2 separate regions of the Mus musculus genome follow, and region 1 is linked to region 2. Evidence: chromatin loops called from intact Hi-C (ENCODE). Cell type or tissue: heart. All regions are shown on one strand. Links, peaks and the distances in the headings refer to the core of each region. The heading gives the core; the rest is flanking DNA.

Region 1 (5,961 bases), core at 615-5,614, 51 kb after region 2:
CATGAGCTGAAAGTTCCCGCAGCTCCGTAGCGGGGAGGAAACGCCCCCAGCTCTCCCACCAGAATCTCTGCTGCACTCTGAGGCCTGACCCTGGATCCCAGCTGAGGAAGTGCCAGCCCTGTGGCAGCTAAATGAGCTGGTGGGTGGTAATGCCACCTGCCTCAGGACAAACACAGCTCCCAGTGGGCGGGCCCATTCCCTGTGTTGGATGTTACACAAGACAAGAAGTACTCAATGAGGGGACCCCACACATCCACACCTAGAGTCCTAAATACCTACATCCTGCAAGATGCACCCCCACAACCCAGCTCTCAGCCTTCTCCCCCACGCTGTACCTCAAACCCCAGTCTTCTCTCTTATGTGTCCTCAAGCTTTAAAGTGTCATCTTCTAGCCGGGCATGGTGGCACACACCTTTAATCCCAGCACTCGGGAGGCAGAGGCAGGTGGATTTCTGAGTTCGAGGCCAGCCTGGTCTACAAAGTGAGTTCCAGGACAGCCAAGGCTACTCAGAGAAACCCTATCTCAAAAAACCAAAACAAACAAACAAACAAACAAAAATAAAATAAAGTGTCACCTCCTGTCACTTAGGTGCAGCCATGTGCACTTATGTGCAGCTGTGCCAAACACTGCCCTACTCATTTCTGGGGACCAGTTCTTTCCTATCACCCAACTGTAAATTCTGCGTGTAGAAACGCAGCTGCCTCGTTAAAAGTCTTGTCTTATAAAGCACACACCTTGGCGCCTGCCTGCCCCCGTGAGTGGCTCTTCAGATCTAGTCTCGGCCTGTTTCTTTAGAGATCAAATCCTAACTGAGTCAAAGAGTGATGGAAGCTTCCAGAATCCCCTCCTTCCTTGCCATCTTCAGGGCCTCCATTGCGTCTCTGTAGACATTGTCCCTAGATGGCTCTTGCATCTTCTGACAGGGAGCATGTGAGCCAAGGCTAGGGTCTGGCCCCGATTCCCACCCCACCCCTACACTTTTGACATGGAAGCTGGCCTGTAGGAAGCCACCCTGTCCTCTGCAGAGGTACCAGTTAAGCCTACCAATTTCACAGAAGATCCCGGAATCCCAGAGTCTGGGCGGGGCCTCAGGATAAAGACACAGCTTGGCCCAGGACTCATGTCCCTTAGGGTTCTTCATCTTGAAAAGGTTTGGCCTTGCCTGTTTCATACAACTGAACTCTGAGACCCTGCCTTGAGCTTTTTCTGGGCAACCTTGAGGTCACCGGCCACCTCCCCCCACCCCCACCCCTGCTTTACTGCTGTGACATTTCCTCCAAGCCCTCTTTGACAAGAACACTTGGTCCTTGAAGGCCCCATAGGGACATGGAAGCACTGAGTCTGATCTCTATCACTAAACTGGCTCCTGCTCTGTGTCTACACCCGCTTCTGTCGCTAGAGACGGGCTCAAACCGACAGGGAAGCAACAGTCAAACAAATGTGGAGTTAGGCAGCTCTCATCAGTTCCCGTGATTACTGCCAGCAGAGCCAAGGGAGCAGCGGGATGGAGACCCTTCCCACCATCCATTTGGTTCATAACCAGGCGGTATCTAAGTTGTCAGGAGAAGGGGTTCCACAAAACCGAATGCTTGAAATGAAGATGGACTTGGTTAGGCTGCCTCAGGCACACACTCCCCGTGACTCAGGTCACGAGTCCTCTCTCCCAATGTACTCCTTGACTGTCCAACACCCTTCCTCAGGATGTCTGATATAGAGAAGCTGCACATGGCCTTGGCTTCCTTTCTTATCGTTACTGTATGAAGATAAACCCTGATCACCGTACAGTGAGCTCAACAAGCAGGGCTGCTACTCAGATGGGGAAAGTCGGTCATCTGAGAAGTTCACAGCCTGCAGTGTCCAGGGTCCAGGGACTCGGGCTGGACGGGCTCACCCTCTGGAAGAAGCAAGAGACACAAAGGCAGTTCCGTCTTGTGCCATCACCAGTGAAATCTGTCCAGGATCCTGGGCTTCCCATGTGTTGGAAGACAGCTCAGCTATAAATACAGAGGATACAAAGTATCCTAACACTAACCAGAGCAAGGATCCAGATGCTCAGTCACCACCTTGTGTAGTCTAGAAATGACCAGCTGTTTTGTGCTCTCCACGGGGGCAGCTTGTGTGTGTGTGTGTGGGTGTATGTGTGGGATATCTGCAGAGCTGTAAGATCAATGTGATCTGCCCTCTGGACCACAAACTCTGTTGTGAAAGGACAGCATGCTGCTTTTATGGAGAGGGAGTTTGAGTGTGGGAGCGTTGTTTTCCTGTATGTCTGGAGTATCTCATGCCAAAATTAGGACTTGCCGGAAGGGAACTCATATCCCAGGGTGTAGGCAGGAAGATTCCATTTCTCTTTGATTTTTTTTTTCTCCTTTTTTCTTTGGAGACAGAGCCTCACTAAATTGCCCAGAGTGGGCTTGAAATCTGTTGCCCAGGCAGGCTTTGAATTTATAACCTGCCTCTGCTCTGAGTAACTGCCACGGCAGGCCTGAACCAGCAGACCTGGCCCCCTTGAATTTGAATAATGCCGCTATTCACTTGTACCCTAAAACGACGTGTTTTAACAGAGCTTCAGAGAAGTCTGCTCGCTCCACAGGGGCCTGGAGCAGTAGTTGGGTCAAAGACGCCCTGCATTGTGTGTGTGGGTCATGTATGGTCACTATGCAGCTTTCCTCTGTGTGTGTGTGTGTGCGTGTGCGTGTGCGTGTGTGTGTGTGTGTGTGTGTGTGTGTGTGTGTGTGTGTGCGCGCGCGCGCGTGTGTGTGCGCGCGCGTGCCTGTCTGCCTCCTTTATCCAAGTTCACTGTGCTTTCCCCATTTGTCCTAAAAGCCCCAGGAACCTTTCCCCATGCAAATGTCTGACTTTGACCTTGGATCATTAGAGGAGACACAGTGGACTCTCCCACCACCCCAGGAACATGGGCCTTGGCCTTCAGATCCTGGGCTAGCAGGAAGATGGGTCCTGCTCCACCCCCACTGTTCCTCTTCCTCAGAGATGGGACCTCCAGCACAAGCCCCAAGGGAATATAGATGCTTCAGAGTGCCAGCAAGCCCGGATTCTAAGTCATTGAACCCAAACTCACTGATCCAAGCCTCTCCCGTCATGATGGGGCCTCTCGTGGGAAGCAATGGAAAGACTTGGCCAGGAGCAGATGTTAGAGGCCCATCGCTGCTCCACATCTGCAGGCTCCAGCTGCCCCCTGCTGTCCTCACAGTGGTAGAATCAGAGCCGTGATAGGTGACAAGCTTCTCTGAACTCACTCAGATCAGAGCCTGTGAACAAGACCGGGATCTAGGTGAGGTGCGGACGTAGCCTTAGGCTTCCTGAATCAGAAGCAGAGATGGACTCATGGCCGGCCCTTCAGTTTTTACAGATGGAGAAACTGAGGCCCAGAGAGGCTGAGGGAGAAAGAGCCTATGTGACTGAAAAGTGGGGTGTGTTGTGCCTGTTAGGGTTTGTCATAGTTGTCAAAGAGTGTGGCCATGTGGTTTTAATGAATTGTGATTTGGCGGGTAAAGATGGAGGCGGGGTTTCATTCTAGCCCAGGCTAACCTGCAAGTCACAGACTCCCAGAGTTCTTCCTACCTAGCCTCTCATCACTGAGCTTTTAGGCATAAGCCACCACCCCCAGCCTTGAATCACTTGGAACGCTGAGTAGGTATATCTGCATATGGCACAAACTATAAAGGCCCCTGGGGTGGCATGGCCTGGAGTCCACCTAGGAACAAGCACTGAGTGTATGGGTGTCAGACAAGCTCCGTTTAAGGGAGGTCAGACATCATTGAGAAAAGGTGTCCGACAAGTCGGAGTGGAGCTGAGACCTCAAGTCCCGCTGTGAGCTGAGAGAAGGGCTGGCTGCACAGACCATCCCAGGAGCCTCTAGCCAAAAAAAAAAAAAAAAAACCAGAAAGCTAACATGGCTCACAAGACAGGTGGGGACGGGGGCCTGTGGGACCCGGGATGTAGTTGTCGGACTTTCCAGAACTGGGAGGGAAGGCAGGAGTTTGGTTTTCTGGACTGGCAGACCCAGAACAACCCAGCAGGTCCAGGCAGTCAGAGCTAGGAGGGTGGGAACTAAGAGTTCCTGAGGTCCCTGCAATGGGAGCCAGAGAGAGCTGGTGGCTGTCACCCTCAAAGAGAAGAAATGTCCATGTCCTGGACACGGGCCTCATACGGTCACCATTTCTTTCCAGGACTTGGGTTAATTCACCAAGGCGCTGGGACTTATTGCTTCACCGATTACGATCCGGTCTCTGGGTGCTCTGAGCCTTTGCATAACTCCCCCACCCACTTCTCCAACCCACGCTGAGCCCCGAGAGCGTGCACACTCACACACACACACACACACCCGCACTCCATGGTCTACTCTAGGCAATGGGAGTATCCCACGCTCTGACATATATACCCCAGGGCCTTTGCACAGGCATGCCTCCCTGAGCTTCTTCCTTGCTCTTCCCAGTGACTCCTCCCGTCCCTGACTGCAGAGCCTGAGGGTGCAGCTTTCCACCGCCTGAGTTCACTGAAACACCTGAGAATCGCCTGCCCACATTGCCCACCTCTGGGTATCTGTCAGAACATGTTGAGGGGACTCCTGGAGGCTCTGGTGATAACTGTCCCAGAGGATCCGGGCTACGAAGGGCAGGTGAGTTTCTCTGCCCCTGCAAACCTCTCCTATAAGTGGGTATAGCCAGATGACCTGCTGTGCAAGGTGGGGGAGGGGTGATGTTCCCTCTTCCCCCTGCACACCCCATCTGTCCTTGACTGCTGAGGCCACCGCATACCCTAGGTGCTTCCTGAAACCCCTTGCTCCCAATGCCTGATAGTTTGGTGGGGATTGTTCCCTGGCTTAGCACACACTGCCTGGAGTATGCATTGGGGAAGACCCAAGGGATCATTTCTTGGGAGCCTCTGGGGAAAACTCAGCTCTCAGTAACAGAGGCTCCTGGAAGACAGTCAGAGCAGTAGTGGCGGCCTCACGCTGAGCCCAGCTGTGCCTTGGGGAAGAGACTGTCTTCCAGGAGCCTCTGTTACTAAGATCACTGTGCCAAGTCAGAGCCTAGGCAAAGGTGGAATGCAGGGAAGACGTGCCTGTGCCCCAGCTGCTGCCGCTGCAGCCAGTCTGCCCTTGCAGCGGCTCCTGTGTTCCTCGGGCTCCTGTTCCTGGGGCCCATTGCGTGGCTTTGGCAACAAGCCAGGTTCTCCTAGGGTACACACCGGGACGTGAGCTGCTGCTGGGGTGGCTGCAGCTGTTGTGGTTCCCAGCCCCTCCAGGAGCTGCTCTGGGGTGGGGTGACATTGCTGTCCCCTCCACTTGGTTCAGACCTGGAGCAGACACCAGTGGGCAGGGCTGAGCCCCATCTCCACAGCCACCTCTGATGGCTTCAAGCTGAGTCATTCTAATTTACCATTGGTTAGAAGAGTCTCCCGCAAGCAGTGGCTGATCTTCAGCAGAGGACCATGTAGTTCTGGATCCCAGGGCCCCCAAAAGGACACTTGTAAACCAGTGTTCCCAGGGTCAGCAGAGACCTCCCTACAAGGAAGCAATGGGGGTGGCAGCTCTTTTCTCTGCTTGGCCTCTTTTTCGATCAACAGCCCCATCATAAACCTTTACATCCTGCATTCTACGAGGCTCTTCAGTGTGCCTGGCCATTCATTCCCATAGCTTCTGGAGAAGGAAGGGTCTGTTCCCTCCCATCCCATATCTTCCTCTCTTCTCCACGCTGGCTACTTGCCTTTGCTCTACAGTACATTCTGAGAGCCTCGGGAGACCACCCTGTGCCAATGGTGACAAGTTTATTCTGAGAGGACATGTGGGCTGTGTACCGGCATGAGGGCTGTCAGTGAAAGTGTGGTACAGAGTCCATGATCCTCTTAGGAGAAACAAACGGAACCCCACATGGGGCAGGCCCAGTCCAGGTCTCTACACTGTCTTCTGAGCTCTGTAAGCAGCATCCAAACATTCT
Region 2 (5,961 bases), core at 289-5,288:
CTGGTGCTGCTTTCTATGAATGCTGAAGTGTCCAGCAGGCTTTGATGGAAATGTGTCAGCAACTGGTAGAAATGTGATTAGCCACGTGGGGCCTCGTCAACCAGGCTCCCAGAACTACTCTGGACCTATTGAATTTGTTTCTGTGCAGGGTACCCAGATGACCAGGTGTGATGCACACACCTGTAATCCCAGAGCTCAGGAGGTGGGGGAGTCTCTTAGTTAGGGCTTTACTGCTGTGAACAGACACCATGACCAAGACAACTCTTCTAAGGGCAATCTTTAATTGGGACTGACTTACAGGTTCAGAGGTTCAGTCCATACTCATCAAGGCAGGCATGGTGCAGGCAGAGCTGAGAGTTCTACATCTTCATCTGAAGGCTGCTCGTGGAAGACTGACTTCCAGGCAGTTAGGATGAGGGCTTTAAAGTCCATACCCACAGTGACACACCCACTCCAACAAGGACACACTCACTCCAACAAGGACACACCTTCTAATAGTGCCACTTCCTGGGCCAAGCATACACAGACCATCACAGTCAAGGGGATCAGAAATTCAAAGCCATCCTTGGTTACAAACAGAATCCATTGCCAGCTTGAGCCACATGAGACGCTTTCTCAGAAGAAAAGAAACTCTTTGGAACTCCTTGTAGGATTAGCACACATCTCAGAAATCATCCTGTGTCTCTGTGTAGTCACATGTAGAGACTCGAGGTTCTTACCGCCATCTAGTGACTGTGCTCGGAGTTGGCCTTCCGCTATCCTAGACCTTAGTGTGAACCTGCTGTGGTAGGCTCTGCTCTAGGACTGAGGTGGCCATACCCTGGCCGGGCTCACCTTTCATGGACCTCCCTGGGTTTTGCAGCACAGCGATCGGGGTGTGTGTGTGTGTGTGTGTGTGTGTGTAGAAGGTTGCCCCCATCACACACAGATACACACAGACACACACAGACACACACACACACACACACACACACACACAGACACACACACACACACACGGAGACAGTGCTGGGCCTACTCAGTAGTCCAGGTTCATGTGTCTCTTCTCTTGCTTGCAGGGATCAGCGGTGGGCCTCTGGGAAACCACTACAGGCTGAAGCAGTTTCATTTCCACTGGGGAGCAACAGATGAATGGGGCTCAGAGCACGCAGTGGACGGCCATACCTACCCAGCTGAGGTTCGTAAACACTGTGAGACAACACACGATTGGGTGCTTTCAATCTCAGTCCGACTACAGGGTGACTAGACCTCACTGTCGCCTTACACACACACACACACACACACACACACACACACACACACTTACAAAGTGCCCAAAAGCAGCTGAACCCACTTAATTATCGCTGCTTTATATGGTGAAGTGGAAGGGGGTGCCTCTGTGGGCCCAGGCTGAAACACCCCCTTCCCCTTGAGGTACCAGCCACACGATGAAAATAGTACCTCGGATATAGTATGAATAGAGTTTATTTAGGGTATGGGGAGGGCAATTGAGGGGGTAGAGACAGAGAACGGCAGAGAGAGAGGAGAGAGGGGGAGGGGATAGGGGAGAAAAGGGACAGAGAGGCTAAGAGAGTAAGAGATTAAGAGGGTAAGAGAGTGAGAGAGAGGAGGGACAAATAGCCCCCCCTTTTTAAAAAGAGTTATGTATTTAGTTTATGTATGTGAGTACATTGTAGCTGTCTTCATGCATACCAGAAGAGAGCATCGGATTCCATTACAGATGTTTGTGAGCCACCGTGTGGTTGCTGGATCTCTGGAAGAGCAGTCAGTGCTCTTAATCACTGAGCCATCTCTCCAGCCCAAAACAGCCTCTTTTATAGTGAGTCAGGCATACCTGGCTGCTGCCAGGCAACTGTGGAGCGGAGCCTAGAAGAAATGCTAACACAGGTGACCACCAAAAATAAATCAAAGAAGCTGAGGCGATGTCTGGAGACCTCTGGGCACGACATCACCGACATTTTCCAACAGAATGGAAAATGGAAGCCGGGCGTGGTGGTGCACACCTTTAATCCCAGCACTAGGGAAGCAGAGGCAGGCAGATTTCTGAGTTCGAGGCCAGCCTGGTCTACAAAGTGAGTTCCAGGATAGCCAGAGCTATACAGAGAAACCCTGTCTCAAAAAAACAGAAAAAAAATGAAAGGAAGAAAGAAAAAAGGAAAAAGAAAAATGGAGCGTCCGTGTGGTGATAAACCATAAGGTTACTACCTCAGCTCTCAAATTGCCGGATTGCCATAATTACCTTGTCACTCCCATCTCTGCCCCCTCCTCTTCTCACCCTCTGCCTTCCACCCCCAACAATTGGATGTACACTCAATATTTTGGCTCTCATCGATCTCTGGTTGGAGACGTGAACCAGAGTCTAGCTAAAGCCACAGATGGGAGTCCAGTGGTTGTTGTTCATTCGGAAGTGATACGTGTGGCCACTAGAGGGCGCACAGCGTCTATCCTCAGCTAGTGGCAATCAAAGTTCTTGTGAGCAGACCCTGGTCCCTGAAGATTCATGGTTAGGCACAATTGAGAATGCCTCTACCCCAGCTTTTGTGCTTAGGGGAAACTTGTGCCCTGTGCTGTATCCAAGGAGCCCCGGAACTCCCTCTGACAAAGCCGTCATATTTGCACGGAACCCACGCACATCCTTCTATGTAGCCATCCTCAGCTCTAACATAGAGGACTCAGATATACATAAAATAAATCTTTTTTTTTCTTTTTTTCCTTTTCTTTTTTTCTTTTTGTTTGTTTTTTCGAGACAGGGTTTCTCTGTGTAGCCCTGGCTAACCTGGAACTCACTTTGTAGACCAGACTGGCCTCGAACTCAGAAATCCGCCTGCCTCTGCCTCCCAAGTGCTGGGATCAAAGGCGTGCGCCACCACGCCAGGCTCATAAAATAAATCTTAAGAGAGAGACAGAGACACTAACATACTATGAGTCCAACTTGAATAGTTGTTGCTATTTATTTCATTTCAAGAAGAACACTGGGGGCTGGAGAGGTAGCTTAGTGGTTAAGAGCACTGACTGCCCTTTCGAAGGTCCTGAGTTCAAATCCCAGCAACCACATGGTGGCTCACAACCATCCATAATGAGATCTGATTCCCTCTTCTAGGGTGTCTGAAGACAGCTACAGTGTATTTACATAATATAGTAAATAAATAAATCTGTAAAGAAAAAGAAAAACACTGACGTAATATTTTTATTCCAAATAGATACAAAATCCTTGGGTGGGAAGATAGAGTGCCCCCTGGCTGACACAGAGGCCTTCTTGCTGCCTTATGAAGGACTCTGCTTTATTTCTTCCCGTTGTGAATTCCCCCAGTGCCTCACAAGGCATGTAAGGTCTACAACCTTACATGCAAGAAATAGAAGGGTTACAAAATAAAGACAGGGCAGAGTCCAGGGTCAGACGCCAGGTATGATGTTCGGGGACTTACCTCTCTGAGAAACTGCTCAGTGCTGACAGTCCAGCGTCTTATCTGGTGACCCTTGTTCCAAGTGACATGTCGGTACAGATGATCAAACTACTCACTTCTGTCTTGACAACTCAAAACACTTTTTTTCTCTCTCTTTTTTTTTCATTTTTCATTTTTTTCTCATTTTGGAAATGCTCTTGAACTTGCTGGGGATTGAACACAGGCCAATGTTTTATTATTGTTGTTGTTGATGTTATTAAAGATTTGTTTTATGGTTGAGTGCTCTATCTGCACGTACACCTGTGTGACATAAAAGGGCATCAGATCTCATCACAGATGGTTGGGAGCCACCATGGGGTTACTGGGAATTGAACTCAGGACCTCTGGAAGAGCAGTCAGTGCTCTTAACCACTCAGCCATCTCTCCAGCCCCCAGGCCAGTATTCTTAACTGCACACTTCCTCCAACAAGCCCACCCTCTTAAACTTCCTTAAACAGTGCCTCCCCCACCCCTACTGGAGACCAAATGTTCAAATACACAAGTTCATGGTGGACAGTCTCATTCAAGCCACCGCAACCCTTACGGAGTGTATGCAGACGGGAACACGCCCTGGTGGAGGCCCGGACTGTGTACGTGGAGAAAGTGGGTAAAAGGAAGCTTGCATACAATGCTTGCCTCTTCTGACTGTGGACGTGATGTGACGAGTGGCCTCAGGCTCCTGCTGCCTTGAGTTGCCCGCCATAATAAACGGTACCTTTGAACCGTGAGCTAAAATAAACCCTTTCTCCTTCCGGTTGTCTTTGTCTGGGTGTAGTGTCACAGCGGCAGGAAGGGAAAGTAAAGCAAGAGTCTTCTCCCTCTCTTCCGGCCACCAGCACTTTGAGTACGCATGTGACAATGGCGTGACCCATGGGTGTGCCGGACGGAGAGTGGCGTGGCTGCTGTTTCTGCTGCACTGCGCTGTGTTAACATTCTCTTTCTACCCTGTTTCAGCTCCATCTGGTTCACTGGAATTCCACGAAATATGAAAATTACAAGAAAGCCTCCGTGGGGGAGAACGGGCTGGCGGTCATCGGCGTGTTTCTGAAGGTAGCGTCTGCTGGGCGGCCACGCCTCTCGCACTGAGAATGGCGGGTCCGGTCATCAACAATGGCCTTTCGCACACTGCCCCTCTTGCGAGCACAGTGTGTTTCCATTGTCTGCTGCCCAGGCTAACACTCTGTGTCTGTGGTACACAGCTCGGGGCGCATCACCAGGCCCTGCAGAAGCTGGTGGATGTCTTGCCGGAAGTAAGACACAAGGTAAGAATCGTGAAACCAGCACAGTTGGGCACCCCAGTTGCCAGAGCAACGACTCACTCAGGAAAATTCAAAGAGTTTGGCAGAGGCTGTGGGGTTCTGGTTCTGGGAAGAGAAGGTAAGGGCCAGTAGGTCCTAAGTAAGACCCTTGCCACGAGCTGGATTTGGACATAGAGCATAGAGATTGGTGGCCTATGTCTGTAATTCCAGCCCTTGAGAGGGCCGAGGCAGGAGAGTAGCCAAAAGTTCAAGGCTAGTCTGGGCTACATAATGAGTTCCAGGCTAGCCTGGGATTACAGAATGAGACTTTTTAGAAACAAACAAGAAAGAGGACTCAGGTGTAGCTCTTGTTGGTGGAGACCTCACTGTGCATGCACAAGGCCTTGGGTTCAACCCCCTGCACCGGCATAAACTGCATGTGTGGGAGACAGCTGCAGTCTCAGGACTTGGAAGCTGGAGGGTCAGAAGTTGACCTCCCCCCAACCCCCCATGTGAGACAAGGATCCTGGACTCCTTGGGATGGCCAAATCCAAATCCTGGGAAATCCCAGGAGCCTGTGGAAGAGTTGGGACCCATCTTGGTTCTTGCTCTGCTCAAACACAATGTCCAGGAGTGATAAAGTCTGTTAAAGCAGACAGAAATATCTACCTGCTACGTGTGAGCCTGCACACCACCTGCACACCCGAAAAGGAGCCTGAGACCAAGGACAAAGCAGATGGCAGCGGGGTGGGGTGGGATGGGGGGTGGGCAGCCTGGGTGGCGGGCGCATAGGCCAGTGGCAGGGCCCCCGGTTCTCCCTGAAGGTGGCCGGACACTCTTTGTATACCTCCGTATGTTAGCCTGTCTCCAGGGAAAGGCAGAGTAACAGTGTTGCTTTTCTTTAAGAGCAACCCAGAGGGGACATTGATGGAAACATGGAAATTCCAAGGAGATGGGTTTATTTATTCAGTACCACAACAAAGAATTCTGAGGCATAAAAGGAAGCAAGGTGGCCCTTAGACGTGGTGACATGGGGACAGAGGAGGCTTCCATCTGTCTTAACAATGGTGAGAGCTGACCTGCAGGAAAGTGTGGCCACCCCTTCCTCAAAGCTCACAGGAGTGTTTGATCTGTCCCTTGCCTTCTCTTGATGTTGCGGTCCAGACGCCCCTTGGGATGGAGACAGATCCCTTACCCACACTGTTCCGTGCCCTGGAACACCTCAAGGCCAAGGCCAAGGTACTGGGCTGCACAGCTCCTCGCCCTCTTCCGTGCTGGGC

The links. Hi-C counts contacts between places; a loop is a spot of excess contacts. Peaks named below come from ENCODE experiments on the same cell type or tissue, not always from the same donor. Only the 100,000 strongest peaks of a DNase experiment are listed, where the experiment ranks them.
Region 1: a loop joins it to region 2, with 5 times the contacts of the local background. A loop is called at or near these places in 8 of 42 quality-filtered maps.

The regions. Positions count from the first base shown.
Region 1 is chr8:121,871,435-121,877,395 of GRCm38, reverse strand. It overlaps Gm26812 (a long non-coding RNA gene), which reads right to left. Exons shown (of 4, transcript XR_879277.2): 3 at 3,081-3,270. Among named protein-coding and RNA genes, the nearest start is that of Gm26812, 23 kb to the right of the region's middle. In heart, for the core only: a CTCF peak has its summit at 3,199 (motif pointing left); a DNase peak (open chromatin) is centred at 3,195; H3K4me3 peaks cover 402 bases; H3K27ac peaks cover 2,103 bases; H3K27me3 peaks cover 1,242 bases.
Region 2 is chr8:121,922,299-121,928,259 of GRCm38, reverse strand. Car5a (carbonic anhydrase 5a, mitochondrial) reads left to right here. Exons shown (of 7, transcript NM_007608.2): 3 at 1,059-1,177; 4 at 4,398-4,493; 5 at 4,643-4,705. Among named protein-coding and RNA genes, the nearest start is that of BC048644, 17 kb to the right of the region's middle. In heart, for the core only: CTCF peaks have their summits at 725 (motif pointing left) and 2,422 (motif pointing right); DNase peaks (open chromatin) are centred at 752 and 2,429.